Linked DNA regions of Homo sapiens: regions 1, 2, 4 and 5 are each linked to region 3. The links are chromatin contacts, found by Hi-C or POLR2A ChIA-PET in ENCODE. All regions are on one chromosome and are shown on one strand. Each heading gives the region's core, a stretch centred on a gene start or an enhancer-like site at or near the end of the contact. The rest is flanking DNA. Distances are from core to core; before and after follow the strand shown.

Region 1 (5,112 bases), core at 2,344-4,843, 410 kb before region 3:
AGTGTTGACAAGACAGACCTAAATGACACAAGGGTCTTTGGCATCACATGTGCTAGAATCCAGGTAAGCATGGATGATTCATAGTGCAAACTGAGACAGGTGTGAAAGTGAAAGGGGTGCTATTAATAATGATTGGTTATTAATAATGCCAGCACCACAGTGCAAGCCCAGGCAACTGAGAAACATGGTCACCCGAGTTCATTAGGACAGAAAAATGAGGAGAGATTTGTCCAATGGAGGACAAATGGAAGGGAGTCTCAGCAGCGGGGAACAGCATGTGTAAATATTTGGCAAGTTTGGGGGAGAATGGTGAGTTCATGGTGGCAATAACCTGAGACATGGGTCTTCATACCCCAATCCTGAGCCATGGAGAAAGGAAAGAAGGAGAGTCCAGCTGGATTCCAGGTGAGAAAATGTGGACAGTTTAATATGACTAGCACAGGGTGGCAAAAACCTTGCAGTTCTGCCGCCCCTGCGTCCATGGCAGGCATCACTAATTGATCACCGCACTCTCCTTCCCACTGAACCCTGATTCAACCCTCACAGCCCTCAACACAGTGCTCTGGGGCCAGTCATTACCAACTGTCACACTGTGTGTACCTGGCTGGAGATGAGGGTGGAGATCACATCAAGAGAAGCCTAGAATTTGAAAGTAAGAAGTTGAAATATGATTCTCTGGGTAATAGGGAGCCATCAGATGTGAAGGGAAGTGATGAAACTAAGATTAAGGCTTAGGAAGGTCACTGCCAGTGGAGGGGAGGAACTTGGGCAGGGAAACTAGTGAGACCCGTGCTGACGTCCAGGCCATGAACCTGAACCTGAACCAGGAGCAGAGAAGTAGGTCTGGTGACCGAGGAGATGTTGTGGGGCAGGAAAGAGGAGAGGGCAGTTAGGATGATGCCCTGACTTCCGGATGTCTAGCCCTGTGTCTGGGAAGATGCTGTGGGCAAGGCTGGTGTAAAGGCACCATGGGAGGTCCTGATAGGAATCTTCTGTTCCAGAGGTCACCAGTGAGAGCCACCCTGAGACTCTGTCCCCCAGGGGGAGAGAGGCCAAATCGGTCTGGTTGAGCTTTACCTTGAGAGACACCAGAATTTGCACATATACACCTTTTCAGACATAAAAATGTCTTCTCTACCCCTCAGAACTCTGCAGAGGAGGGGAGACTTGATCTGCTGATCAAGTCTGGGGGTGACTGTAAGAAGCGGGGGGACTCACGTGTCATTCCCTGGCCAGACATCTGCTCAGCCCCAGGGCCATCAGATGGGGTTGTGGAGAGCAGTGCCAGGGAAAGGCCCCTGGGCTTCCGGTTCCTGGGAGACACGGGGGTCTGGGAGCAGAGGCTATGGAAGGTAAGACTCGGGGGCTGCAGATTCTTGAACCCATGCTTGGACCCTCTCAGCACGGGTCCAAGAATCTCAACATAAGGGAGGGGTGTGGCACAGGGGCCGGCCAAAGATTAACTGGAAGGTGTCACTTCTCTGGGGAGAAACCACCAGTGCCTGAGGAAGGGGCCTGGAATTGAGTCCCTGATCAGTGGGGCCTATAGGGGCCTTCACCTACAACCGCCAGGTGTCAGGCTTTGAGCTCAGCCCACCACAGCCATGGGTTACAGGAGGGGCACCACACAATCTTCTAGCCAAGGGTCAGTCCAGAGACAGCTGTGTCCTTCTTTCTTCTCCTCAAGCCCCAACCCTAGGGGTGAGCCCAGAGAAGGGGTGTGAGTGTGTGTGCGTGTGACCTCTGAACTCCCCAAAACACACACACACTCACACTTCAAGCCCTTAGAGCTCCCAGCCCAGCTTGCCTTGCAGAGGAAGAACTAAATTTTGAAACAGATCTGAGCCTGAAGGTTTTTCGTTGTTGTTTGTTTTGTTTTGTTTATTTGTTTTTGAGGCAGAGTTTCGCTCTTGTTGCCCAGGCTGGAGTGCAATGGCATGATCTCGGCTCATTGCAACCTCTGCCTCCTGGGTCTGCGATTCTCCTGCCTCAGCCTCCCGAGTAGCTGGGATTACAGGAGCCCGCCACCACGCCCAGCTAATTTTTGTATTTTTAGTAGAGACGGGGTTTCACCATGTTGACCAAGCTGGTCTCAAACTCCTGACCTCAGGTGATTTGCCCGCCTCGGCCTCCCAAAGTGCTGAGATTGCAGGTGTGAGCCACCATGCCCGGCCTGAGCCTGAAGTTTTAAAATTACCAGGTCTTAACTAGAATAAGACTGTTCTTATAGCCAAAACCATCTGAAAGAAATGGAACCCAGGTGTGGTCAAAGACACATAACTCCCAGCCAGGCAGAGGGCTTCATGGAGTCCTGTTGGTGGCAGTTACTAGAAAAATAAAATTGTGTCATAATTGGAAACCTAAGAGCTGAAGGTCCTCAGCTGTTTACAAAGTAAATACAAAAGCAAGAGTGGATTTGAAGGGGGAAAGATTGTTGGAGATAAGGGTGGAATGAGGTTTTATTGAGAGGTTTTAGACAGAGGGACCCAGGAAGTTCTGACACCATCTTTCCCTTCACTCTTCTCTGCGCAGTCCCCAAGGAGCCATCTCTGCAGGGAACAGAGAATTGAAGGAAACAGGTCCCTGTGCTGTCAGTTGGGTTTCTGTCCTCTGTCCCATGCCCTTCCTAGGTTGACTTAAAGCTCAGGATGGCCTCTCCCTCCAAGGCCAAACCAAATCTCAGGATCCCCTCACCTTGCGTTTTCCCGGGGAGCGGGGGCCATGGCTTCCACAGCACGGTGCGAAGGCAGCCGAGAGGGAGAGCCCAGATTGGATGGAAAGGAAGAAGAGCACCAGCATGAGGCAGAGAGGCGCGAGGCCAAGGGTGGGGTCGGATTCCTGGGAAGCTGGCTCCGCCAGGGGGCTTGAGGTCTGGCGCATAGCTCTCCCCTTTGCGGGTGAGGGTTGGGGGACGAAGAAAAGAGCACTTGTCACCTTTTGCTCCCTATCCCCAGGGAGGCAGAAGAATTCAATTTGGGACCCCCTGAATGTGAGGGTCTGTGGCACAGCATGGGGTGAAGGATGCCAGATCAGGGGCTCCCAGGAGAGAACTCAGGGAAGAAGCTGGAACTCTGGTAGTTGTCAGGATGCAGGTGACACTGCAAACCTCGGAGGGAGAGCATAGAGGGAGAGAAGCGGCAGCAAGAAGAACAAACGGAGCCTGGGAGAAGCCGACACCGAGGGAAGGGAGCAAAGCTAGGAACTCACCTAAGAGCTCTGCAGCTGGGAGATCTGACTCCTGGCTGTCTTCCTGGCCAGACCTCCCCTCTGGCAGCAGACAAGATGCATCTCTCACCAAGCCTGCTGCTCTGGGAAACCTAATGGCTTTTGAGTCTGCCCAGGTGGGCAGCGGGACAAGTTTACCTCCCTGCTTCCTGCCATCTCCCTCTCGCCGGCTCTGGCTGCTGCTTCGGCTGCTTCTGAGGCAGCCCCTCCAGGCCCAGGCTGCCCTCCCATTCCAGGCCCAGTGCTCCAGACTTTCTCCTCATCAGAGTTTACCAGCCTGGTCTCATTCCCTCCTCCCTGTCCCTTGCCAAGTTCTGCCTGGCTCCCTGCCCCTCTCTTCCCTTCTCCTTAGAACAGGAGCCAATTGAGGCCTGCCTTCAGAGTCAGCTCCACGCCAAGCCCTGGGACCCTTCCATTAATGGCAGCAAAGTCAGCCCAGGATCTGGGAGCCAGCATCAAGGACCCTCCCCTTAGAAGTTCATTTGACTGTCCTTATGCCCCAGTACCAAAAAGAAGGTTTTTGCCTCCAGAAACTGAGACCCAAGGACTCCAAGCCGCTCTCTGGCCTTTTTCTTGCATATATCATCAGCCCACCCCATGCCAAACATACCCCAGAGTCTTCATCCTCCAACTCCAGCCCAAGGGGAGGCATGGGGGCGTAGAGAGGTAGCTGATGTTCCCAGGGTTTGGGGCATCAGTTTACCACCTTTGTGTAATCCATTTGTCAGCTGGGGCCTCCCTTCCTCTTGACTATTTCAAAAATATCAGTTCAAATGCATATTTCACACCCTATGGAAGTGTAACACTGTCCCCAATATTTCGGAGAGTTCTGGAATGGCTTGCCTTTTCATACTCCCCTCTGCATCAGAGCTGCAGCTTCTGCTAAATTCGTTTAGTGTCTGGCTTGGGCCGCTGACCCAGGCCTGCTGTTTCATTTTGACACAGCTCTGACTGAGACGTGGAACTCAGCCAGCACCTTCCTCTGTTTCACCAGAAACCCATCTCAGAAGGTATTTGTGTACAAAGCAGGCAGAGGGAGATTTAGGGAGGTCAGAAGGATGGTTTTAAGAAGCGCTGCAATTCATATACCTTCCAACGAACACTGGACAATCCTGTTCTTAAAAGTTCTTTTGTGGCCGGGCGCGGTGGCTCACGCCTATAATCCCAACACTTTGGGAGGCCAAGGTGGGCAGATCACCTGAGGTCAGGAGTTCGAGACCAGCCAGGCCAACATGGCGAAACCCCATCTCCACTAAAAATACAAAAATTAGCTGGGTGTGGTGGCAGGTGCCTGTAATCCCAGCTACTCAGGAGGTGGAGGCAGGAGGTTGCAGTGATCTGAGATCAAGCCACTGCACTCCAGCCTGGGCAACAGAGCGAGACTCCATCTCAGAAAGAATAAAAATAAAAAATAAATAAAAGTTCTTTTGTTAACTCCCCCTTCAGGAAGTTTTCCCTGGCACCTTTACCTCCCATGGCACCACAACTCCCAGCCTCCTCAGGCTTTTTCCTTCATCCTTTGTGCATCTCTCTCCCTTGAGAGGCAAGACAGTGCCGTGGTTAAATGCAAGCGTTCTGCTCCCACATGGCCCGACTGTGAACCTGGCTCTGCTTTTTTTTTTTGAGACAGAGTCTCACTGTCGCCCAGGCTGGAGTGCGGTGACGCAATCTCCGCTCACTGCAACCCCCGCTCCTCCTAGGTTCAAGTGATTCTCCTGCCTCAGCCTCCTGAGTAGCTGGCATTACAGTCACCCGCCACCACGCCCGGCTAATTTTTTGTATTTTTAGTAGAGACGGGGTTTCACTATGTTGGCCAGGCTGGTCTTGAACTCCTGACCTCGTGATCCGCCCATCTCAGCCTCCCAAAGTGTTGAGATTACAGGCACG
Region 2 (5,171 bases), core at 2,588-5,087, 430 kb before region 3:
GCCAAGCACTTCGCAAGCGTTACGTCACCAAGTCTTCGCAGAACCCTCGAGTGACTCACCACCGTTATTCCTGTTTTACAGATAAGGAAACCGAAGCACAGAGAGGCAGGTCATCTGGCTGAGGTCACACAGCCACACGGCGAGAGAGCAGTGAAGCTGGAGTTCCAGCAAGCTCCACCTGGCGAGAATTCAAGCCCTGCCATGGGCCACCTCTCTGGAGGAAGAGAAAGCCAGCTTCAGACTCTGCCTCTCTCAATCCTTATACAAGGCCAGAGAGCGCTTGAGGCTTCCAGGCACTCCTATGCTTACACACCTTCCATGGCTCCCAGCTGCCCTCCAGATAAAGAACAATCTCCTCAGTGTGGCCCTTGAGGTCCTGTGATCTGGCCTCTGTCCACCACCAGGGCCCCCCTCCTGGCCAGATCTCTGAGCCTCGGCCAAGCTGACCTGCTTCTCTCAGGGCCTCAACAGGGCCGATCTCCATCCCTGCTGTTCCCTTGGTCCAGCATGCTGTTCCCCTCTAGTTGCTTCTCCTTACCCTGGGGGCCTCCACTCAAATGCCACCTCCTCCACTGGCCGGACGCTGCCATTAACCTGCTCGAGTGCTCTCCCTGCAAAACTCAGCACAGGCTGGGCACAGTGGCTCATGCCTGTAATCCCAGCACTTTGGGAGGCCGAGGTAGGATGACTGTTCGAGCCCAGGAGTTCAAAACCAGCCTGGGCAACAAAGTGAGATCCTGTCTCTATTTTTTAAAAAATTAGCCGGGCGCAGTGGAGCACAACTGTAGTCCCAGCTACTCAGGAGCTTAAGGCTAGGGGGTAGCTTGAGCCCAGGAGTTCGAGGCTGCAGTGAGCTGTGATCACATCACTGCACTCCCACCTGGGTAACAGAGCAAGACCCTGTCTCAAAAAAAAAAAAAAAAAAAAAAGACCCATAGCACAATTGTAATCATGTGGGTCATTGTGGGGTGGTGAGTCACAGCTGGTGAGTGGCAGAATCAAGACCAGGTCCAGGTGGTACAGCCACAGAGCTGGTGCCCCCAAGTACTCGGCTGCTCACACGGGCCCCAAGAGACCTCCTCACTGGCAAGAGGAAGCCACCTCCTCTCAGAAGAATGAGCAGGGCTAGAGTACAGTGGCACAATCACTTCTCACTGCAGTCTCGAACTCTCTGGCTCAAGCAATCCTCCCACCTCAGCCTCCTGAGTAGCTGGGACTACAGTCGTGTGCCACCACACCTAGCTAATTTTTTCTATTTCTTGTAGAGGTGGAGTCTTCCTATATAGCTCAGGCTGGTCTCAAAATCCTGGACTCAAGCAATCCTCCTGCCTCAGCCTTCCAAAGTGCTGGGATTACAGACATGAACCACCGTCCCCTGTAACTACTGTTTAAGAAAGTAAAAAGATGCAGAAGAAGTTAATCTAATATTTTGTTTAACCCACTATACTCCAAATATCATTCCTACATGTAATCAAGATAAAAAAAATTATTAATGGCTGGGTGCCATGGCTCACGCCTGTAATCCCAGCATTTTGAGAGGCCGAGGCAGGCGGATCACCTAGGGTCAGGAGTTCAAGACCAGCCTGACCAACGTGGTGAAACCCTGTCTCTACTAAAAATGCAAAAATTAGCCAGGATTGGTGGCGTGTGCCTGTAGTCCCAGCTACTCAAAAGGCTAAGACAGGAGAATTGCTTGATCTTAGGAGGCAGAGTCTACAGTGAGCCAAGATTGCGCTGCTGCACTCTAGCCTGGGCAACAGAGCAAGACTCTGTCTAAAAAAAAAAATAATAATAAATAAATAATCATTGAGATATCTTACTTTCTTCCATACTAAGTCTTCAAAATCCAGTGTGTATTTCACACTTGTAACACATCTCAGTTTGGAACAGCTGCATTTCAACTGCTCAACAGCCACATGTGGCCAGAGGCTACTGCACTGGGCAGCACAGTGCTAGACTATAAACTCCATGAGGGCAGGGACCAAGCCATACCCACAATTATTAAATCTAGCATCTGACACAGAGTGGACACTCAAGAAATGTTTGTTGACTGACTAGCTGAATGAAAGAATGAATGAACAAATGAATGAAGGAATGAACAAATGATCTAAGGCCTTCTCAGATCTGAAGCCACACTCCCAGCACAGGCCATGGGAAGGGCATGGAGATGAATTCCAGCCCCACCTCTGCACCCACTTCTCTGAGTGACTGTAAGTACCTCCACTTTTGGGGCCTCAGTTTCTCCAGCTGGTCAATGGCTGGGGGGCTGGACTCTTGTGATTTTTCTGGGCTCTCACTAGAGGACTTTACCCAGAAGATGGGAGTTGGGCCCTCGGTGAAGTTCCCTCCTCCATGCCACCCCATCACCCTACTCTCCCTCCACCTGTAAGATAGGAGATCTCAGGAAAGGCCTCCAGGTGGCCTTCTGTACAGAGTGGAGCCACACCCAAGAGGGGAAAGCTGAGGCAAGGCTTGGTACCTTGGCACAGGCAGCAAGGCCAGGGTGGGGGTGCTGAGGCTTGGCCTCCTCCCTCCAGCATCATCACCCCCACACCTCACATTTGTTCAGAGTTGAGAAGAGAGCAGGGCGGGGCTTATCCTTTCAGTTCTGCAGAGAAGGATAAAAGAGACCGAGAGACATGCCAAGACCAGTCTGAGGTCACATGGGGGGCATGACAGAACTGGCTACTGCCCTAGACCTCTGTTTTTCTCATATGAAAAATGGATACAAAATGTGTCGTCATCCTATCAAACATCAATGCCTCAAATCCAAGCTCCACTACTTAACAGCCCTGTGATCTTGGGCAAGGTTTACCTGGCTGTGCCTCAACATCCTTATTTGTAAATGGGTATCATAATAGTGGCAACCTTGCGGGGTTGTTGAACCATTAATGTGTGAACGTATGTAAAGCGCTCATAAGAATATCTAGGACACTGTGAACGCCATATGAGTGATAGATATTATTATCAGCCTTTATCACAGAGCTGTACTGCAGTTTAAATAAAGGAAGAGGTGTGACCAGGGTTTGCAAACTCTGAAGTCCCCTCTGGAGAGGTAAGCACCTTTTGGCTGCAAAGAATGTTGCAAACTATAAAATGCCGTGTGACTTGCAAAGCACTTTGTAAATGTTGCCGCAGTGAGGAGGCTATTGTAGGTTAGCCTTTCATAATCCAAAAAGCACTTCAAAATCATAAATCACTTTGGGGACCGAAGAGCTCTTTGTAGGGGCTTTCTAGACTGTTGAGTGCTGTGCAAGTCAGAGACAAGTGGCCTTTCAAAGACATGAGCAAGAAGCCGGGGGGGAGTGGGGAGAGAAAGAAACCAGCCCCAGAGAATAAAAACAGCAGTCGTTTTCCTCTGCTCTCGTCACCTCCCGTGCCAGCCAGTGCAGAGAAATTCCAGCAGATCTGCAGATTCCTGCGATTCTGTGCTGAGGCCAGGGAGGCCTCCCTGCATCGCTGACTCAGCCAAACGAGAGGGTGTGAGTTAAGCAGGAATCAGCTCCATCTTCCTTGCTTCTGTGCCTCTTCTTTTTTCTTCCTTCTGCCACAAAGGCAATGAACCTGACACCATTTAAAGATTTCCCTCTTTGGCCTCCTGATGACCTTGCCCTGAGGCCCAGACTTGGGCCTGCTCTGGAGACCCAGCCTGGGATGTCTGCCACCCCCATCATGGAAGGAGTAATAGGGCTGTGAGGGCAGAGGGCAGGTGGGGCCAGGCAAAGACCCTGGGCTCCAATCCCAGTTCTGCTATTTCTCATCTATGACCTCGGGCAAGTTCATTTACTTCTCTGAGGCTGAGTCCCTCAGCCATAACATGGGGTTGACAATGCTCATCTTGTGTGTCATCGTTAGGTGGCCTGGTGTGCATGCAAGTTCTGTCCCTTCCTCTAACTGTAGGCATGAGGGCCTTCTGATAAGGGAGAAATAGATACCAAGGCAGCTTCTACAGTGTAGGGGCTTTGAGCATGAGTTTTCAAATCATAAAAACTTGGGTTCAAATCCTGGCTCTGGCCAGGCCCGGTGGTTCACGCCTGTAATCTCAGCATTTGGGGAGGCTGAGGCAGTCAGATCAGATCACTTAAGCCCAGGAGTTCCAGACTAGCCTGGACAACATGGCAAAACCTAGTCTCTATAAAAAATTTAAAAATTAGTTGGGCATGGTGGCACACTCCTACAGTCCCAGCTACTCTGGAGGTTAAGGATTAATGCCTACAATCCCAGAGTAGCAGGGAGGATCGCTTGAGCCCAGGAGACGAAGTTTGCCATGAGCCAAGATCACACCACTGCACTCCAGCCTGAGTGACAGAGTGAGACCCTGTCTCAAAACAAAAAACAAAACAAACAAACAAAACTTCTGGCTGTGCAACAAACCAGCTGTGTGTCTTTAGGCAGGTCATATTACCTTTCTGAGCCTCTATTTCCTTGACCCATAGGATGAGCATAATAGTCTATCTTGTAAAGTGTTTACAAGGACTTGAGACATGATGCATATGGCATGTGTGGCACAAAACCTGGCACACAATCACAGCTCAATGAATGGTCACGATGATTCCCCCACCTCCCCAGGCTAGTTTGACAGTCTCATTGTATTCCATCATATCACACACGTCTCCTTCAGGTGTTTCCTCATGCTTTCAAGTAATAGATTAAAAGCTTCTGGACCCAGCCAGAACCTGCCACCCCTGCTATTTCTGCAAACCCCCCTGAGATCCCTTTTCCACAGCTCACTCTCCTCTACTCATATCTCTATCTGCAATATGTCAACCTCAATGTGAAACTCAACTCCTTCTTGAGCCTGTCACAAGCCAGGCATGAACAATACATCCTCTGCTATAGATTTCATTAACGGGAGAGGGGTCTACACTGCAGCCTCTCTTCCCAGGAATTGTGGTGAACATAGTCATCTTCGTCCAGTTACAACCATGGGTCTGTATACCCCTTGAGGGATGTGGCTACGTGCCTTGTTCGCTGTTGCTTCCCCAACACCCAGTGCAATATCTGGCCCCCAAGAGGCAGATCTAAAACACGCGGTGAGTAAATTAATATACGACAGGGAAAGACGCTCTTGAGCTGGGGGAGAATCATGTGGTTGTCCAGTGCCCTCAGCTCTCAGGTCAGTTTTGTGGCAAGGGGACAGATTTGGTCCCCGCTGCAGTCAGGAAGAGGCT
Region 3 (5,650 bases), core at 506-3,005:
ACTCCAGCCTGTGTGACAGAGTGAGACTCCGTCTCAAAAAAAAAAATATGTACATATATGTATATATAATGTGTATGTTTATATGTGTATATATACTTATATGTATCTATATATGTGTATATATATTTATATGTATGTATATATGTATATATGTGCATATATGTATATATGTGTGTATATATATATATACACAGTAGGGTGGAAAACAAATATGTACATGTAAATTACCTATCACTGTCCAGTTGAAATTACTGAAACAATTATTGGTTGTTAACAGTTCTCTAGGCCTGGCATATGTTTCATAAAGAGAAGAGAACGAAAAAGATAATGTGTGGAAGAAACGTCTTCGATGTGGCCAATGAATCTTTTTTCAAAAACACTGATTTTTGCCTGTCATTCAGACAAATATAATAGGTAATAACTATATATTTTGTTAAAACTGTAGAAGCAACCTTTCCATATTCTAATTTATCGTAGGTTTACTTCGATATTTTTGTTGTTGGGCATCTGATTTCACATTGGAAAGTGCCTTGAGTTTAATTACAAGTCATGGTCATTTTTTTTCTTCTTTTTTTTGTTGAGACGGAGTCTGGCACTGCCCCCCCGCCTGGCTGTAGTGCAATGGCGCGGTCTCGGCTCACTGCAACCTCCGTCTCCCGGGTTCAAGTGATTCTCCTGCCTCAGCCCCCCGAGTAGCTGGGATTACAGGTGCCCGCCACCACACCCGGCTAATTTTTGTATTTTTAGTAGAGCCAGGGTTTCACTATGTTGGCCAGACTGGTCTCTAACTTCTGACCTGGCGGTCCACCCGCTTCGGCCTCCCAAAGTGCTGGTATTACAGGCATCAGCCACCGCGCCCGGCGTCATGGTCATTTTCTAGCCTACATTCTTTAGTTTCTCATCAGTAACAAGGGGTACATTGTATCTGTCTTCTAGGATCACTTTGCTAATTAAATGAAATGTAAATAAAACTAAAATATTTAAAATTAAATATCACCTAACACAGGACCTGCCTGACACATACTAAGTAGTTTATAAATGTTAATTCTGATATCCCTATTCCAAGTCTGTTTCATCTATAAATTATAAACTGTAAGAATAATTCTTACCTTAGTTCGCTGTGTAAAAAGCTTCAACAAATATTTGAGATATGATGCCAGAATTTGTGCTTAAATTTTTTATTTTTGCCAGCTTTTGAGGAGCTCAGAGCTTTCTTCCCCCCCTCCCCCCCCCACTTTGGACTCTTTGTCTAGAAACAGAGTTTTCTCTTTAATAAAGAAGTGAGATGTGGAAGTGCCTGCCAAATACATGTTTTCTTCTTGTTTTTGTAATGGGGAGATTACTTGACATCTTTGTAAAGGGATTGAGGGATCCTGTCGGCATGTCATCACAGGAGTGTGAAGAAGAATGTGACACAGATGTATCAGATTCTGCTCAATGGATTCCACGCTTTTCACGAAGGGAGTTAAGACACTCGCTCAAACCAGCGTCTAGGAAGCCGGCTCAAGGCGCAGATGAATGTGCAGGGAATTTCCCATCAATCCCTTCGGCTTGCCTAGTCCTTCTCACAGTACCTCCCACAGTGCTCCGGGGCTCCCTTGTCACGTGATCGGGGTGGATCCGCTGAGGCAGAGGGAAGTTGATTCGCAGTTTGGGTGGCTGGGGCTACTACGCTTTCCTTCCAACTCCCGACTCCCGGGCTTGCGTAATCTCGCGTTAAGTGGGGAGTAACTTCTCGCGAGAGCTAGATCGGGATCCCTCCAGGTCCGCCTCCGTGGTGAGGAGGAGGAGGAGGAGGAGGCGGAGGTGGAGGGAGGAGGAGGAGGCCCCGTCGCGGCCTTCGCCGCCGCCAACGGGGCTGTCCCTGTAGCTCCCGATGGAGTTTGAGGTCGTGAAACCTCCGCCGAGCTCTGCCCCGGCGAGACGAGGCGCCTCCGTCGCCAAGCCGCGCCGTCGCGGGGCTCCCGGGAGCGGCCCTTAGCGACCCCGCCCGGGCCCCCTCAGGTAGGGCGGGGGCGGGCACGATGCGGCTCGGGCCCCAGCCCGGGTGCCTGGTCCCCGGCGGTCGGGCGGGAGACCAGTCTCAGCCCTGGGGCCTGTGCGCTGTCGCCCCTGGTGCCTCGAGGGTTGGGAACTGAGGGCCGCACCTGACACTCGGATGGAACCCGGGCCCTGCGGAGGCCCCTCTCTCTGGTAGGGCTTTTTCGATGCGGAGCGACCGGCTCAAATGGCCACCTTCCTTCGACACTGGCCGAGCGGACGCCTCTGACCCCTAACGAACCCACCCAAGCAAAGGCCCGGCTTCACTCTCCCTTTTCTACACCAGTTAGTAAGGGGGTTTGGAAGAGGTCCTCGAAACCAAGTCTTCTCCTAGCTTTTCAGCTTTCTGCCCTGGGGCTTCCCGAGACCCTAGCGTAGAGGGTGGTGGAGGCGATCTGAGTGGTAAATAGGAACCCCGGCCAAACAATGCCCTGGGAGGGCTTAACCTCCCAGGATGGGGACGGCCGGACCTGAGTGGTTGCACAGGGGTTGTGGCTAGGAGCAATGGCATGAAACACAGCCAGGAAATTCTGCTATGGCTTTCTTCTTTCCCTCTCTCATTTTTCCTTTTTGGTGTAGCCTCTTGAGGAGACTCTTCCACCATCTTAGAAGAATGGTAGAAAGCATCTTTGTTTCCCAGAGAAGCAGCTGTACTTTTTTCTATCCTTAGCTTTCAGGATGGGAGAAGATGAGGGTAGCTGTCATTTCCATCCTTCAAATCCCAAGGCAGCCGTTTAAGATACCGGCAGATAAATCCTTCACACCAAAATTGACTCAAGTAATCACTGGCATAAAGTAAATCTAATCCAGTGATTTATTTATATTTTCATAACCCTTGGGTTCCCTTTTTAATTCCTCCTCTCCCCTTACCCACGGCCTTCCTTTTTTTCATTTCTACTCTCCCCCTACCCATTGTGGGTGGGTGAGTTTGTATCCCAAATAAAGTGCTTTAAGTAATCTTTTTTCCAATTTTGTATTGGCCAAACTTTTAAGTTCCAGTAGGAACTTTTGGTTAACCTGAGAAAGCTAACGTTGCTATACCACAGTGGTATAAAGTCACTCAAAAGCAAAGAAACAAATGTTAGCCAGTGCAGCCTTTTAATGGTTAAACATACAAACTTAGTTAAAAGCTTTTTACGATATTAAGAATATTAATAGATTCTCCTTTTTAAAAAACCTTTTAGCTGTCTAAAAAGCTATACCACTGTTGTAGCTTCACATGCCTTTCTTACGTTGTTTACTTCCACGTTCAATTTTTGAAGAAATAGAGGTCGTTACATCCTGTTAAAGACTGCTTTTCAATATTGACATTTTCGTTGATTTGGAGATTAATGTTTTCAAAATTTTAGAGTTTGGAAAATTGCTAGGAGGACAGAATGTGAAACATATTCTAGTTACGTTTAGAAAAAGCAGATGTTATAATTCAAACAGGCACTTGTTCTATGAGGATTTAATTACACTCGTGTTCATTAGTGGATCCTTTGAGTTACCCCTGATCTGTTATTTCTGTTGTGGTAACCTGACATGTAAGAAGACTTACGTCCTTTGTTCATATATTTTTGTTAAATCATACTCTGCTTTTGTAATTTGCTGTCTTCCACTTTGAAAAAACCAAAAATTTGCATTTTGGCAAAGCATTCTTCTTTACACTCAGGATTTTATATTCAAAAGTTGAACTTCTACATTGTTTGCAATAGCTAAGAACGCTAAAAAAAACTTCATAACAAGGTTTTAGTAACTACTTACTGTTTAGTTTGTACCGTGTTGAAGTTTCACTTTTTAGTGATGGAAAAAGGAAGCATGGGTAAAATAAAGCTAGCTGAAAATTAAAAATAAGTTCATGTTTTGCATCCAGTCTCATGAATGTTATGATCAGCGTCTCTAATTTTACTAAAGCTTTAAGTGTAAGTGTGAGTTTTACCTCAATTTCCTGATAAAAGTTCTAAGTATTACTTTATAATTTAAATATTCTAGAGTTGCACTGTCCAGTACTAGCCAGTGGCCACATGTGACAGTTGAAGATTTGAAATGTGGCTTCTGTGAATTGAGATGTGCTTTAGGTGTAAAATACCAGATTTCAAAGACTTAGTACCAAGATTTTTTTTAATATCTCAGTAATTTTAATATTGACAACATGTTGAAATGATATTTTGTATAAACTGGGATAAATAAAATATATTACTAAAAATAATTTTAGCTATTTTAACTTTTTTTTTTTTTTTTTTGAGACAGTCTCTCTCTATCACCCATGCTGGAGTGCAGTGGCACCATTCGGGTTCACTGCAACCTCTGCTTCCAGGTTCAAGCAATTCTCATGCCTCAGACTCCTGAGTAGTTGGGATTACAGGAAGGCACCACTACACCAGGCTAATTTTTGTATTTTTAGTAGAGATGGGGTTTTGCCATGTTGACCAGGCTGGTCTGGAACTCATGACCTCAAGTGATCCACCCACCTCCCGCCTCCGCCTCCCAAAGTGCTGGGATTACAGGCGTGAGCCACCACGCCTAGCCTCTTTTAACCTTTTTTAATGTGACTACCAGAAAATTAAAAATTACTCGGATTATAATGGCTCACATATTTCTATCGGATATTACTGTTGTAGATCAGCATTACTCTTCCAAGAAATATGTTAGTGGAATAAAAGTAGATGTATAAAAACCCAAAACTTCCAGATAGATTATCCTGTTACAATCAGAATAATTAAAGAGCTAAGGACTTTGGTAATATGAAGGATGAAGTTATCCATTGGCTATGATTTGATAGGCAGAAGTAAGTTCTATCTCAAAGAAAGTATTTTTCTCGTCATCACTAATATTAGTTATACTTGTTAAAATAGAAAGTTGGCTGGGCGCGGTGGCTCACGCCTGTAATCCCAGCACTTTGGAAGGCTGAGGCGGGTGGATCACCTGAGGTCAGGAGTTCGAGACCAGCCTGACCAACATGGATAAACCCCATCTCTACTAAAATTACAAAAAATTAGCTGGGCCTGGTGGCGCATGCCTGTAATCCCAGCTACTCCGGAGGCTGAGGCAGGAGAATCGCTTGAACCCGGGAGACGGAGGTTGCAGTGAGCCGAGATCGCGCCATTGCACTACAGCCTGGGCAACAAGAGCGAAACTCCGTCTCAAAAAAAAAAAAAAAAAAGAAGTAGTTATCTCATTATTGCCCTATTAGAATGCATTGAGACTGGGCGCCGAGGCTCATGCCTGTAATCCCAGGACTTTGGGAGGCCAAGGTGGGCAGATCACGAGGTCAGGAGTTTGAGATCAGCCTGACCCACAGGTGAAACCCTGTCTCTACTAAAAATACAAAAATTAACCGGGCATGGTGGTGCGCACTTGTAATCCCAGCTACTCAGGAGGCTGAGGCAGGAGAATCGTATGAAACCGGGAGGCGGAGGTTGCAGTGAGCCGAAATCGCACCACCGCACTCCAGCCTAGGCAACAGAGTGAGACTCCTCCATCTCAAAAAAAAAAAAAAAAAAAAGAATGCATTGGAAGTTATATCTAATATTTATTTTAAAACAGTTCAACCACATAGTGTATTTAAGAAGTAAAATTTGAGTCATATATACTTCACACGTTAACGGCAAAATCACATATTATAGCA
Region 4 (5,635 bases), core at 2,841-5,340, 270 kb before region 3:
ATCTCAATTTTCTAAGGTTAGAAGTCTTTGGCAGTTTGGAAAGGTTAGAAGTCTTTGGCAGTTTATGAGTCACTCACCATCCTGCATTTCTGCGACTCTCTTGAAGCTAAGAAGTATCTAATTCTTGCAGATGATGTGTGATGTGGATGACATTTGTTGAAGTAGTATTCAGAATGTGTAGGTTCAGCTAAAAGATAACTTTATTCATTTATTTATTTATTTAGAGACAGAGTTCACTCTGTTGCCCAGGCTGGAATGCAGTGGTGTGATCTCGGCTCACTGCAACCTCTGCCTCCTCAGTAGCTGGGACTATAGGTGCATGCCACGACACCCAGCTAATTTTTTTATTTTTAGTAGAGACGGGGTTTTACCATGTCGGCCAGGCTGGCCTCAAACTCCTGACCTCAAGTGATCTGCCCACCTCGGTCTCCCAAAGTGCTGGGATTACAGGCATGTGCCCCCGTGCCTGGCCAGGATAACATTATTTATAAATAATGCCAAGAGTGACTGAAGTGAACCTTACCAAAACATGAATGGAAGAGCTCTTGTTTTCTGGTGAGGAGTTCAGTAGAATGGGATTTTACTTCCCACGCTGGAGCAGTTTTTTCTTGTTTCAGTATTAACTGTTTCACAGTAGACAGTCAGTGCTATGGGTTGGCTAAAGATATAGTTGTATATCATCTTTTTCAGGTGATGTTTCTTTTGTTGAAGTAATTGTTTTCGTTCTCCTTCTAACAGAGATCTATTCGATCTTTTGCTAATGATGATCGCCATGTTATGGTGAAACATTCAACAATCTATCCATCTCCGGAGGAACTTGAAGCTGTTCAGAATATGGTATCTACTGTTGAATGTGCTCTTAAACATGTCTCAGATTGGTTGGATGAAACAAATAAAGGCACAAAAACAGAGGGTGAGACAGAAGTGAAGAAAGATGAGGCCGGAGAAAACTATTCCAAGTGAGTGTGGACTGACCTCTGGGACGCTGTGCTAGAGTGCACAGCAAAGCTCTAAGGTCTGCTGGATTGAGTGTGTGTTATGCTGTTTTTTGGATTTTGTCTTATGCATATGTGAGACTATAACCAAGGAAGTAAATGTTACATGGAGATTTTCTGAGTTAAATTTGAAAGGAAAGCAAGTAAAGAATAAAGATTAGAGCCAGAGAAAGAAAATGGACCTGCTTAGGATCCCTTTTGAGAGAACACCAAGTCCTTTAAAATCATTATGTTTCAAAGTTATGATCTTTTTCCTGTGTTGATTCAGCCTCCTAAATTTTCAAATAAATAGTAGTGTTTTTGATCTCTGGGGAGATCATAAAATACCATTTTTGTAAGGCATTTAAAAATCCTTGTGTAGAAGAAAGAGTGTAGGAAAATGTATTTTAAAGGTATTTTTGACTGTATCTACCTCACTGATTCCCAGGAATTTAGCAGTGTCTTGCATATCATAACTGCTCTTTGTATATTTGTGGATTGGATAAAGATCTAATGGGACCCACACCCCTCAACAATTATAGTAGCATATTCTAAGTGTGACAATAATAGATTAGTGAAACTGAAATGGTACCTGGAGTTAGGTCATTAATCTTTTTATGCCAGGCTAAGCTTAAAGTTACTGTTTTGAGCAGTTGTCACAATGATTGGAATAAGTGTCTAACTTTGAAAGATGGAGCTCATTTGACTATACTCTATGAATAAAAACATTGCTTTGGCTATAATTTGTAAGTGAAAGAGGTTACAGAATTTTTGCAGCTTTTAACTTTAAATCAGTGTGATAAGTAAATAATAATAGGAAAGTATTGATAAATGGATTTTCTTCACTGAAAGATAGTATAACTTTTTTTATCTTCAGATCAAAGATAATCAGTGTGTCAGTTTTATTGCTGAAGAGCACAATTTTTTTAAACTATTTACAGGCAGTTTATACATTGTGTCTGGTCATGGTCTTGTCACTGAAGGTTCTTGGAAATGTGTAATTTTTCTCATATATGATGTCTGTACAAATGTTACTGTTAGATTTGGAATTCATGTTCATTAGTAATGTTATCTAATTATTTAGTTCTATATGTATCTCAGCTCCTGTGCAAGTTAAATAGTCACGTATTCCAGATTTAAGTTGCACTTTGCTACATGTTTATGTCATGTTAAAAATTTTTTTATTGTGGTAAAATATATAACATAAGATTTGCTATTTTTACTAATTGTAAGTATACATTTCAGTGAAGTTTATGTCTTTTTAATACATTTTCTAATTTTGTTTCTTCTCAAGCCTGGCATATTTTGGAAAGCACTCCTATAGACTTGCTTAACTGGATGAGGTCTGTGATTTAAAGACTTGTACAGGATAATATGCTCCATACTTTTATTTGAAGTTTTATTTTTATTTTTATTTTTTTAGAGATAGGGTGCTCTGTTGCCCAGGCTGGAGCGTAGTAGTGTGATCATAGCTTATTGTAGCCTTGAACTCCTGGGCTCAAGTGATCCTCCTACATCAGCCTCTTGAATAGCTAGGACTATAAGTGTGTGCCATCATGCCTGGCTAATTTAAAAAAAAAGAATTTCGTTTGGAGAGACAGAGTCTTGCTGCATTGCCGAATTTGGTCTCGAATTCCTGACCTCAAGCTATCCTGCCTTGGCCTCCCAAAGTGCTGGGATTACAGACATGAGCCACCATGCCAGGCCTGGATTTTATACTTCTGTGTGTGGATGCTCTTGGTTGTCTATGTACAGTCTTTCCGTTTTGTGGAACAGTCCCTGGGTGAGCCCTTGCCTATGATCCTTCCCATGTGGTGGAACTCAAGGAGTGCAGAATGAGATTCTATTCTTATATCAGAGGCTGGCATGTATTCCAAGGACAGAGTTGTGTTCTGGTAATAAACATATATTGTGCACCTGGTGAGTGTTAACCACTCTGAAGGACACAGAGATGGGTGGGGGGTAGCTTGTATTTATTAAGCAATTAAGCATTTTCCATTGCCAGGCACGGTTAGGCAGCTTTTACCTATGCTGTCTTAATTTAACTTAATGCTTTACCTTTTTCAAAATGGATTCAAAAGTCAAATAACTTATACAAGGTCCTACAATATGTATTATTAGGAATATTAGAATTCTGTTTTTAATTTTAAATTCACATATAGTAAATTCAAATACATTGGGTTGCTTGCTTTACAATAACTGCTATGTTCCAATTTTTAAATTGAAATTCAGAACTGTTTGAATTAGGAATTGATTTTTTGCTCAATCATGCTGTCTTCTACCTGTGGGCTGATAAGACCAAGTATATCATAATTATGGTTTAGAATTTAATAACTGAGCTAATAACAGCTACTGTTTATTGAGTGCCAACTATTGTACCACATACTTTTCCTACTATCTTGCAGCAAATCTACCAGTCTCTAATATTATTATCTTCCTTTCTCCACTCCTGTTTTACTTGTGAAATTTCCTGTGCTCCAAACTTGCTTATAAAAAAAAGAGTGACTCAGAATCATTAACAAACTTTAACTTGCTTAAGGCTACTTAGTAAATATGTGTGGTTGAACCAGGACTCATATTGAAGTTTCTCTGACTCCAGATCCAGTTTTCTTAGCATCTATTCTTCAGTTTCCTGTGAATAACATGTGAAAGTACAGAGCAGGGAGAGACGATGATGTGCTGGTTCTGGAAATCTGCAAAAGCTCCATGAAGGAGGTAGCACTTGGAATAGGCTCAGAGGATGGATAGGGGTAGGGTTTTGGCATGTGGTGAAAGTGAAAGAAAAAAATAAATCTCAGCACCGATCTAGGTATGAGAAAGTATAGAACTGTTTAAGGAATAATAACTGTTGTTTATTGAGCTGTTAATATCTGTTGGGCTCTGGCCAAAGTTTGTTAACATATATTCTCACTACCACTCTGTGAGAAAGGTATTATTCCTGTTTTACAAATGAGGAAGCAGGCTCAAAAGAAGTCAAGTTATTTGAAATTTGTCCAATGTCACACAGTAAGTAGCAGAGCCAGGATTTGAACCAGGAAGCGATGTCATTTTCTAAATTGCTTTCCAATATGGTAAGTGTCCAAGTGTTCAGTGGGACACCAATGAATTAGTAGGTAGAGTGTTATCCAATCAGCGCCTTTGGAAGATTATTCTGGTTGCTGTATACAGTACTTTGGAGATGACAGAGGTCAGAAAGGCCAGTAAGGAGGAGGTTATTGAGGTGGTCTACGTGAGAGGTAATAAAAGCCTGAAGAAACTGGTTTGCAAGTTTGATGGTGATTATAGAGGGATAATTTATAAACCATTACAATATTAGACTTGGAAGAATGAGAGGACAAGGATACAGAGGAAGAAGAAATCAAAGATGACTGATTCTCTATTGTTAATATCAGACAATTGCCTACACTTGGTCACCTGCTTTAAAATGCTTTTTATTTCTATATTTATACCACCTTTAACATTTTTCATTGATTTAATGTTTATTGAATCTCTATAAGTGTGCCAGGCACTGAACCCATGGCTGGATTATTTATCTTCCTTTCTAGTTTCCACTGCCACAATTTGTTTCTCTTCCTTCTCCCTTTCCATTTTATTCTCAACTCTGCTGATTCTTGCCCAACTCTGCTGATTCTTTGCTTATAGCTAGAATGACTGTTTCCCATCTAGGTAGATCAAGATTCTGCTGAAGTCAGACTTTCAGTTTGCCTTGCTTGACATCTCTAATTTTGACCTCTCCCTTTTCTGAACTTGGGAAGCAATCATATAATGTAAGGGACCTGAATGTTGTGGTCAAAACAACTTAGGTTTGAATTTAGGCTTTGCCATTTTACTTTCTTGGTGAACTTGAACAATTAACTTTTCTGAGGCTCACATTTCTTGTCTTGCAAATGGAGGCTTGTGGTGAGATTTAAATGAGAATATGTGACACCTGTTTGTGCTCAGATGTTACTTTCTCTTCCCCTTTTAAATAGGGCACTTAAACTGTTACTGCTTTTGTTGCTTAACTACAGAGTAAGCCTCAGGAGCAGGAGAGACTGTAACTCCTGTAAATATGTTTGCCATACCCAAACACTTGCTTATTTGTTGAAAGACGGTTAAACTTAGTTACTATTTTCATTTGTGATTAAGGGAAATGAACCAATAAGAAACTTTTAGAATTAAAATCAAGGATAGATGAGCACCTTTCTTATGCACCATTTATGACTTGATTTCTTTGAGTGTTTGCTCTTTTAGCTACTCCTGGATTTGGAATGCATATGCTGGCAGTTTATCTTTCCTTCCTTAGCTCTATACTTTTATCACATTTTTCTGCTTTCCCCATAAGCTGATATAGAAAGGGAGGCACTTTAGAATGATATAGTTGGGAGGAACTTTAGCTCATCTAGCCAATAGTCATTTTACTGTTGTGGATACTGAGTCAGCAGGCACTACGAGTAGAATCCAGGTCTTTTAGATTTCTGTGCTGATGTTCTTTCCCAATATACAGTGGTATTCATGTTCCTCACAAATTGCCTAATTACTACTAACACAGAAGGAAGTTTATTTTTATTTTTTGAGACAGGGTCTCATTCTGTCACCCACGCTGGAGTGCAGTGGTGCAAACATGGTTCAGTGCAGCCTCAACCTCCTGGGCTCAAACAATCCTCTCTCCATTGCTTCTT
Region 5 (4,945 bases), core at 290-2,789, 320 kb before region 3:
AATGGATTAATGCTGATTATAAAAGAACTTGAGGCTGTGAATTAGATCTCTTTCTCTCGCTCATGTGATGCCTTCCACCATGTTATGACGTGGCAAGAAAGCTCTCACCAGATGTGGCCCCTTAGTCTTGGATTTCCAAGACTCTAGAACCATGAGCCAAATATATTTTTATTCATTATAAATTACCAAATCTGTGGTATTCTGTTATAATAGCATAAAATGGACTGAGACAGTGATACATTGCTCTTCCTCCCCACCCCGCCACCCCCTCACTCCCCAACACCGCTAAGCTGAAGCTCCATGAGGGCAGGGATTTCTGTTTTGTTTACAGATGTAACCTAAAGTGTCACAGTGCGTGGCACATAGTAACCATTCAAGATATATTTGTGGAATAAGTAAATGGATGGCTGTATGGCAGAGGTGGGGGTCTGAGGCAGGCCTTGAAAAATTTTGATTAGGTTTTGGGGAGAAAAGGACAACTTAGTTTCCCTTATCTTTCCCAATCTTCTCTTTTCTGTGCCTTTAGCAAGATCTCTTTAACCTTCAAGGCATGGCATCTGAATTAGAACCTGAGTTTGAATCTGCTTAGTATATATGTGACCTTGAGGAAGATTTCTGGCCATTCTTGAGTCCCTTTTAATAATAAAAAAGTCATTTTTATTGACGTATACTTTGAATATAGTAAAATACATTTTTTTTGAATATACGGTTCTATGAATTTTGACAGACTTAGTCATGTAACCACCATCAAGATATATCCATTACTACAAAACGTTCCTTTCAGTGCCATGTAGTCAGTTCCCTCTCTTCACCTCCTGCTCCTGGAAACCATTGATCTGATTTCTTAAGTGTGACTCATTTTTAGTCAAACCTCTTTCATTTAGCCTCTGTGCTTTCGAGATGCATCTGTGTAATTGCATGTATCAGGAGTGCATTTCTTTTTATTGCCCAGAAGTATTCCAGTGTATGGATTTACCACAGTTTATTCATTTACCAGTTGATGGATTTTGGGGTTATTTCTAGTTTTTGGCCATTATGAGTAAATTTGCTATAAACATTTTCATTTCTGTTGGGCAAATACCTTGGGTGTGGGAGCGCTGGATTGTATGATAAGTGAATTTAACTTTATAAAAAACCACCAAACTGTTTTTCAAAGTTATTAGCTTTTTTTCACATTTATCAAATGGGGTAATAGTCAAGACTTTTAGTTGTGAGCAACAGAAATTGAGTCTGGGAAAGGAACTTATGAACAGGGTGTTAGGTGGCTCACAGAATCTCTTGGAGGGCTGGAGAAATAGGCTGAGAAGTTAGCATCCAGGAACAAGATTCTAGGCACAGACGAGGTTGAATCGCCAATACCATCAGGGGGTGCTAGACACTGTAGGTAGAATTACTGTCTCTGGAAACTGGATGAAGCTGCTGTGCTTGCTGCTTTCACTTGCCAGAATAGATTTTCTGAGGACCCAGCTTCTTTGAGTCATTTGCTTTTGAATCACCATCTGGAGGTAGGCGCTGCCTCATAAGGTGGGGGATTCCCCAAACATAGGAAAGAGGATTCAGATGTGGGGCTGAAAAAGGAAATAACACGTGTATACCACAACCTCCAGAGGTGGCTGTGATTAGATAGAATAATTTCCATGGTGTCTAGGAACTTACTAGAATATAAATGCTAGTTTACTTTTCTGTTTTCCTTTTTCCCCATCTGTCTTTTGTAAGTAAAATTTTTGTTAAAGTGTAAAACAAACTACATAAATCATAAGTGTGTATAGCTTGATGAATTTTCTTGAAGTGAATTCATCCTTATAACCGGTACCCAGAAGAAATAGAACGTTGCCAGCACCCAGAAACTTCTCCCGTGTCCTCATCTTCATCACTGCACACTCCCCACTCCACCACTGAATCACTGGTTTTGACTAGTTTTGCCTGTTTTCAAACTTTATGTAATCAAAATTGTGTGTGTATGGTTTCTTTCTTTCAGCATTTCTTTCAATATTTGTGGACTTCATTTTTTGTTGATTTCATATTGTTTCATTGTGTGAGTATAACACTATCCATTGTACTATTGATGGACACATAGGCTATTTCCAGTTTTTGACTAATGCAAGTAAGTACTGCTATGAACATATTTGCACGTCCTCTGGTTTAAATATATATGTTTCTCTAGGTATGTAACATGGAGTGAAACTAATGGGTCATGGGTTCTGTGTATGTTCAGCTTTAGGAGAGTCTGCTGAAAAGTTTTAAGTATCTTTTTTTCACTTTCCACTACTACCAGCAGTACATGTAAGTTCCAATTGGTCACTTCTTTTTGACATCTTCCTCTGTTTTCAATAGGACTTTGTACCCCAGTATAGTACTTGTTTGAGTCTACCTAATCAGTTACAAGTATCTCTTTCCTATAATGTTATTAACTCTTTGAGGTGGGATTTCTTGTTTTGTCTTTCTCCTCTTAGTATCGAGTACAGGCCTAGAACACGTAGTAAATGCTCCGTGAAAGTTGCGTGAAAAGATGAATCGTGAGTATGTCTGTGGGTGGGAATTATCTTGGCATTTTTTAGAACAGAGAACTCACTGGTCTGACTGGAATTAGAAGTGATGGGAACAATGGGTGATAGGATTGAATTAAGTCAGGTGAAATCTGATTCAGGAGGTAATAGGTAGCCCTGTTTAGTTCCTGAACTGCGAGAGAGTTAATGAAAGCTGTTTTGTTCTGTGAGTGAAGAATTGTGTTTTTGTTACAGGTGTGTCCAGCTGTTAGGAAATAGTTACAAAAAAGATTTGGGCCCATGATTGGAGACAAGATTAGACAAGGCATGAGTGGGTGTGAATTTGGTTAGCTTAATCTCTTAGTTTTTAGTTTCTTTATAAAATGGGGCTCCACCTTGTAAAGATTAGAGCTAATATATAAATATGAGTAGATGTTTTCTTTTTTATTCACTGTGTATTTTGTTTTGTGGCATTTGAATTTTGTGGAACTCGGAATTTTGAAACATGTTGTGAAGTGTAATTCTGCCAGTGTAAATCCATGTGGAATTTTTCTAACTATAGCATCTCTGGAGCACCTTGCGTACTCTTCTTTGCTTCTACTTTGTTGCTCTACTCTAGCACCTTTGGTTCTGCCTGTGTCAGAAGTAAAAAATAAACCATTAATAAAGTGGCTTCTTGCCTCTGAGAGCTTATCCCGCAAAGAAATGTTGAACTGTTCCCTGTAATTTCTGTTAATTATAAAGCACATATATGAATATAAATAAATACTAAGAATCAAGATTTTTAGTGGAAGAGGAAAAAAATCCAAGAGGTTCATAAAAAAAAATTGTAACGTTGAATTGGAATTATCTATATGAACTCATGCTTTTGTGTTTCTTTTTTCCAATTTTGCTTCACATTTAATAATAATGTTTTGAGCTCATAATGTCTAGATATTACCTGATTGTTGAACATTAGTATGAAGAGATCTCCCTGAAACAGTGGTACTATATTATTATTTTAAAAACTAATGTATTTCTTTAACTGGAGAGTTTTAGATTGACATAAAAATTGAGCATGTAATACAAAAAGTTTTCATATCATTCTATCCCCTCACTCCCACCTCATAATTCCACCTATTTTTAACATCTTACATTACTGTTGGCACGTTTGCTAAAATTAATGAGCAAATATTGATATGTTATTATTTAAAGTATAATTTGCATAATGTTCATTCTGTTATACAGTTCTGTGAATTTTGAAATATTTATAATGTTATGGTTACCATTATGGTCTCATAAAGAATACTTTCATGCTTTAAAAATCCCGTTTCCACTTATTAACCTCTGTCCTCTTTCTCCAGAAATCTTGGCAACTATTGATATTTTTATTGTCTTTAGTTCTGCCCTTTCTGGAATGTCATATAGTTGGAATAATATATTACATAGCTTTTTTTAGATGAGCTCATTTTTATCTATCTATCTATCTATCTATCTATCTATCTATCTATCTATCTATCATCTATCTATCTGAGCTTCCTTCATGTCTTTTTTATGCTTTGATGGTGAACTCCATTAAATCACTGAATAATATTGCTATCATTTGCCTTTTTTTTTTGGTATTCACCTCGAAAGACATCTTTTTTGCTTCCAGTTCTGATGATTATAAATAAAGCTGTCATAAACGTTCCTGTGCAGGTCAACTGGGTAAATACTTAAGCACAATTTTTGGATCATATTGTAAAAGTAGATTGTGATTCCTAAAATTTGGTAGATTTCATAAGAGAAACTATCTGGGTTTGGTGCCTTCTCCTTTTGGAATATTCTTAATGTTAATTCAACTTCTTTAAGAGGCATAGGCTTATTCTGATGATCTGTGTTTCTACTGTGACCTTCGGAAGAGTATGCCTTTCCAAGGAATTGATACATTTTACTGAGGTTATCGATCAGTGGCCGTAGAATTGTTCATAGTACTCCTTGATTATCTTTTTAATTCCCAACAGTTTAGTATAGGTGGCTCCTCTTTTATTTCTGATATTAGTAATTTGTTGAACTCATGGTTTTAAAAATATTTACTTGCTCTATTGACTGAAAGGGCCTAAAAGCAATGGCAGCCAGCAGAGATGAGCATATCTAGTGCCCATATATTGTTTTTTTAATACCATTTGCCACTAAAAGGAACCTCGGAGAAGTGGCTGATTCCAGGTGTGGGACCAGAAGAGTGCTGTCTAAGTCTGGAACATCTTGTGTCAAAAAGCAAGGGAGCTGTGAAAGGCTCGGGGCACATGTCTGAAGAACACAGGAACTCACTTGTAAAGGCTACCACAGGCCAAATTTGAGACAACTTGAACATTACAAAATGGTAATAGACATTGAGTGGAAAAAAAAAAAAGAAAACACTGCCATGATTTCATAGTGAGAAAGAGAAGGAAAGAGCGAGGAGAGGGGTAGGAAGGGAGGTGAAGAGAAAGAGAGAAAAG

Evidence for each region. A loop is a pair of places that touch in the nucleus more often than their neighbours do. ChIA-PET counts read pairs that join two places held with the same protein, here RNA polymerase II (POLR2A). Pooled maps may share reads with other maps.
Region 1: a map of naive thymus-derived CD4-positive, alpha-beta T cell shows a loop between it and region 3 (2.6-fold over the local background). The contact joins the enhancer-like site here to the promoter of RC3H2 in region 3. A Hi-C loop is called at or near these places in 2 of 168 maps with a recorded cell type or tissue (CD4-positive, alpha-beta memory T cell and naive thymus-derived CD4-positive, alpha-beta T cell), 2 of 37 single-sample maps with no recorded cell type and 7 of 50 pooled maps. POLR2A ChIA-PET finds 5 or more read pairs at or near these places in 5 of 52 experiments (CD4-positive, alpha-beta memory T cell, IMR-90, activated CD4-positive, alpha-beta T cell and 2 more).
Region 2: a loop to region 3 is called in a map with no recorded cell type, with 5 times the contacts of the local background. The contact joins the enhancer-like site here to the promoter of RC3H2 in region 3. A Hi-C loop is called at or near these places in 6 of 168 maps with a recorded cell type or tissue (B cell, CD4-positive, alpha-beta memory T cell, GM12878 and 2 more), 35 of 37 single-sample maps with no recorded cell type and 16 of 50 pooled maps. POLR2A ChIA-PET finds 5 or more read pairs at or near these places in 8 of 52 experiments (CD4-positive, alpha-beta memory T cell, OCI-LY7, activated B cell and 4 more).
Region 4: a map of OCI-LY7 shows a loop between it and region 3 (4-fold over the local background). The contact joins the enhancer-like site here to the promoter of RC3H2 in region 3. A Hi-C loop is called at or near these places in 1 of 168 maps with a recorded cell type or tissue (OCI-LY7), 2 of 37 single-sample maps with no recorded cell type and 5 of 50 pooled maps. POLR2A ChIA-PET finds 5 or more read pairs at or near these places in 2 of 52 experiments (A673 and OCI-LY7).
Region 5: a loop to region 3 is called in a map of Right ventricle myocardium inferior, with 3 times the contacts of the local background. The contact joins the enhancer-like site here to the promoter of RC3H2 in region 3. A Hi-C loop is called at or near these places in 2 of 168 maps with a recorded cell type or tissue (Right ventricle myocardium inferior and chondrocyte), 28 of 37 single-sample maps with no recorded cell type and 14 of 50 pooled maps. POLR2A ChIA-PET finds 5 or more read pairs at or near these places in 4 of 52 experiments (HepG2, activated B cell, activated CD4-positive, alpha-beta T cell and 1 more).

The regions. Positions count from the first base shown.
Region 1 is chr9:123,317,457-123,322,568 of GRCh38, reverse strand. It overlaps LOC105376265 (a long non-coding RNA gene), which reads left to right and starts at 575. Exons shown (of 4, transcript XR_930331.3): 1 at 575-652. RefSeq lists an enhancer at 4,310-4,419. Within about 2 kb of position 3,593, at least 6 of the 41 ENCODE cell types and tissues checked have a DNase peak (open chromatin) inside an H3K27ac peak, as active enhancers do.
Region 2 is chr9:123,334,042-123,339,212 of GRCh38, reverse strand. It overlaps LOC124902266 (a long non-coding RNA gene), which reads left to right. Exons shown (of 2, transcript XR_007061760.1): 2 at 82-1,812. Among named protein-coding and RNA genes, the nearest start is that of CRB2, 20 kb to the left of the region's middle. RefSeq lists enhancers at 1-128, 989-1,148. Within about 2 kb of position 3,837, at least 7 of the 41 ENCODE cell types and tissues checked have a DNase peak (open chromatin) inside an H3K27ac peak, as active enhancers do; they include B cell and OCI-LY7, where a contact is called at or near this core.
Region 3 is chr9:122,901,464-122,907,113 of GRCh38, reverse strand. RC3H2 (ring finger and CCCH-type domains 2) reads left to right here and starts at 1,755. Exons shown (of 21, transcript NM_001100588.3): 1 at 1,755-2,004. RefSeq lists a silencer at 1,651-2,300.
Region 4 is chr9:123,174,331-123,179,965 of GRCh38, reverse strand. It overlaps STRBP (spermatid perinuclear RNA binding protein), which reads left to right. Exons shown (of 19, transcript NM_018387.5): 4 at 739-959. Among named protein-coding and RNA genes, the nearest start is that of MIR600HG, 62 kb to the right of the region's middle. RefSeq lists enhancers at 3,681-3,740, 4,461-5,172. Within about 2 kb of position 4,090, at least 4 of the 41 ENCODE cell types and tissues checked have a DNase peak (open chromatin) inside an H3K27ac peak, as active enhancers do; they include OCI-LY7, where a contact is called at or near this core.
Region 5 is chr9:123,222,090-123,227,034 of GRCh38, reverse strand. All of the region lies in intron 2 of STRBP (spermatid perinuclear RNA binding protein), which reads left to right. Among named protein-coding and RNA genes, the nearest start is that of STRBP, 44 kb to the left of the region's middle. Within about 2 kb of position 1,539, at least 3 of the 41 ENCODE cell types and tissues checked have a DNase peak (open chromatin) inside an H3K27ac peak, as active enhancers do.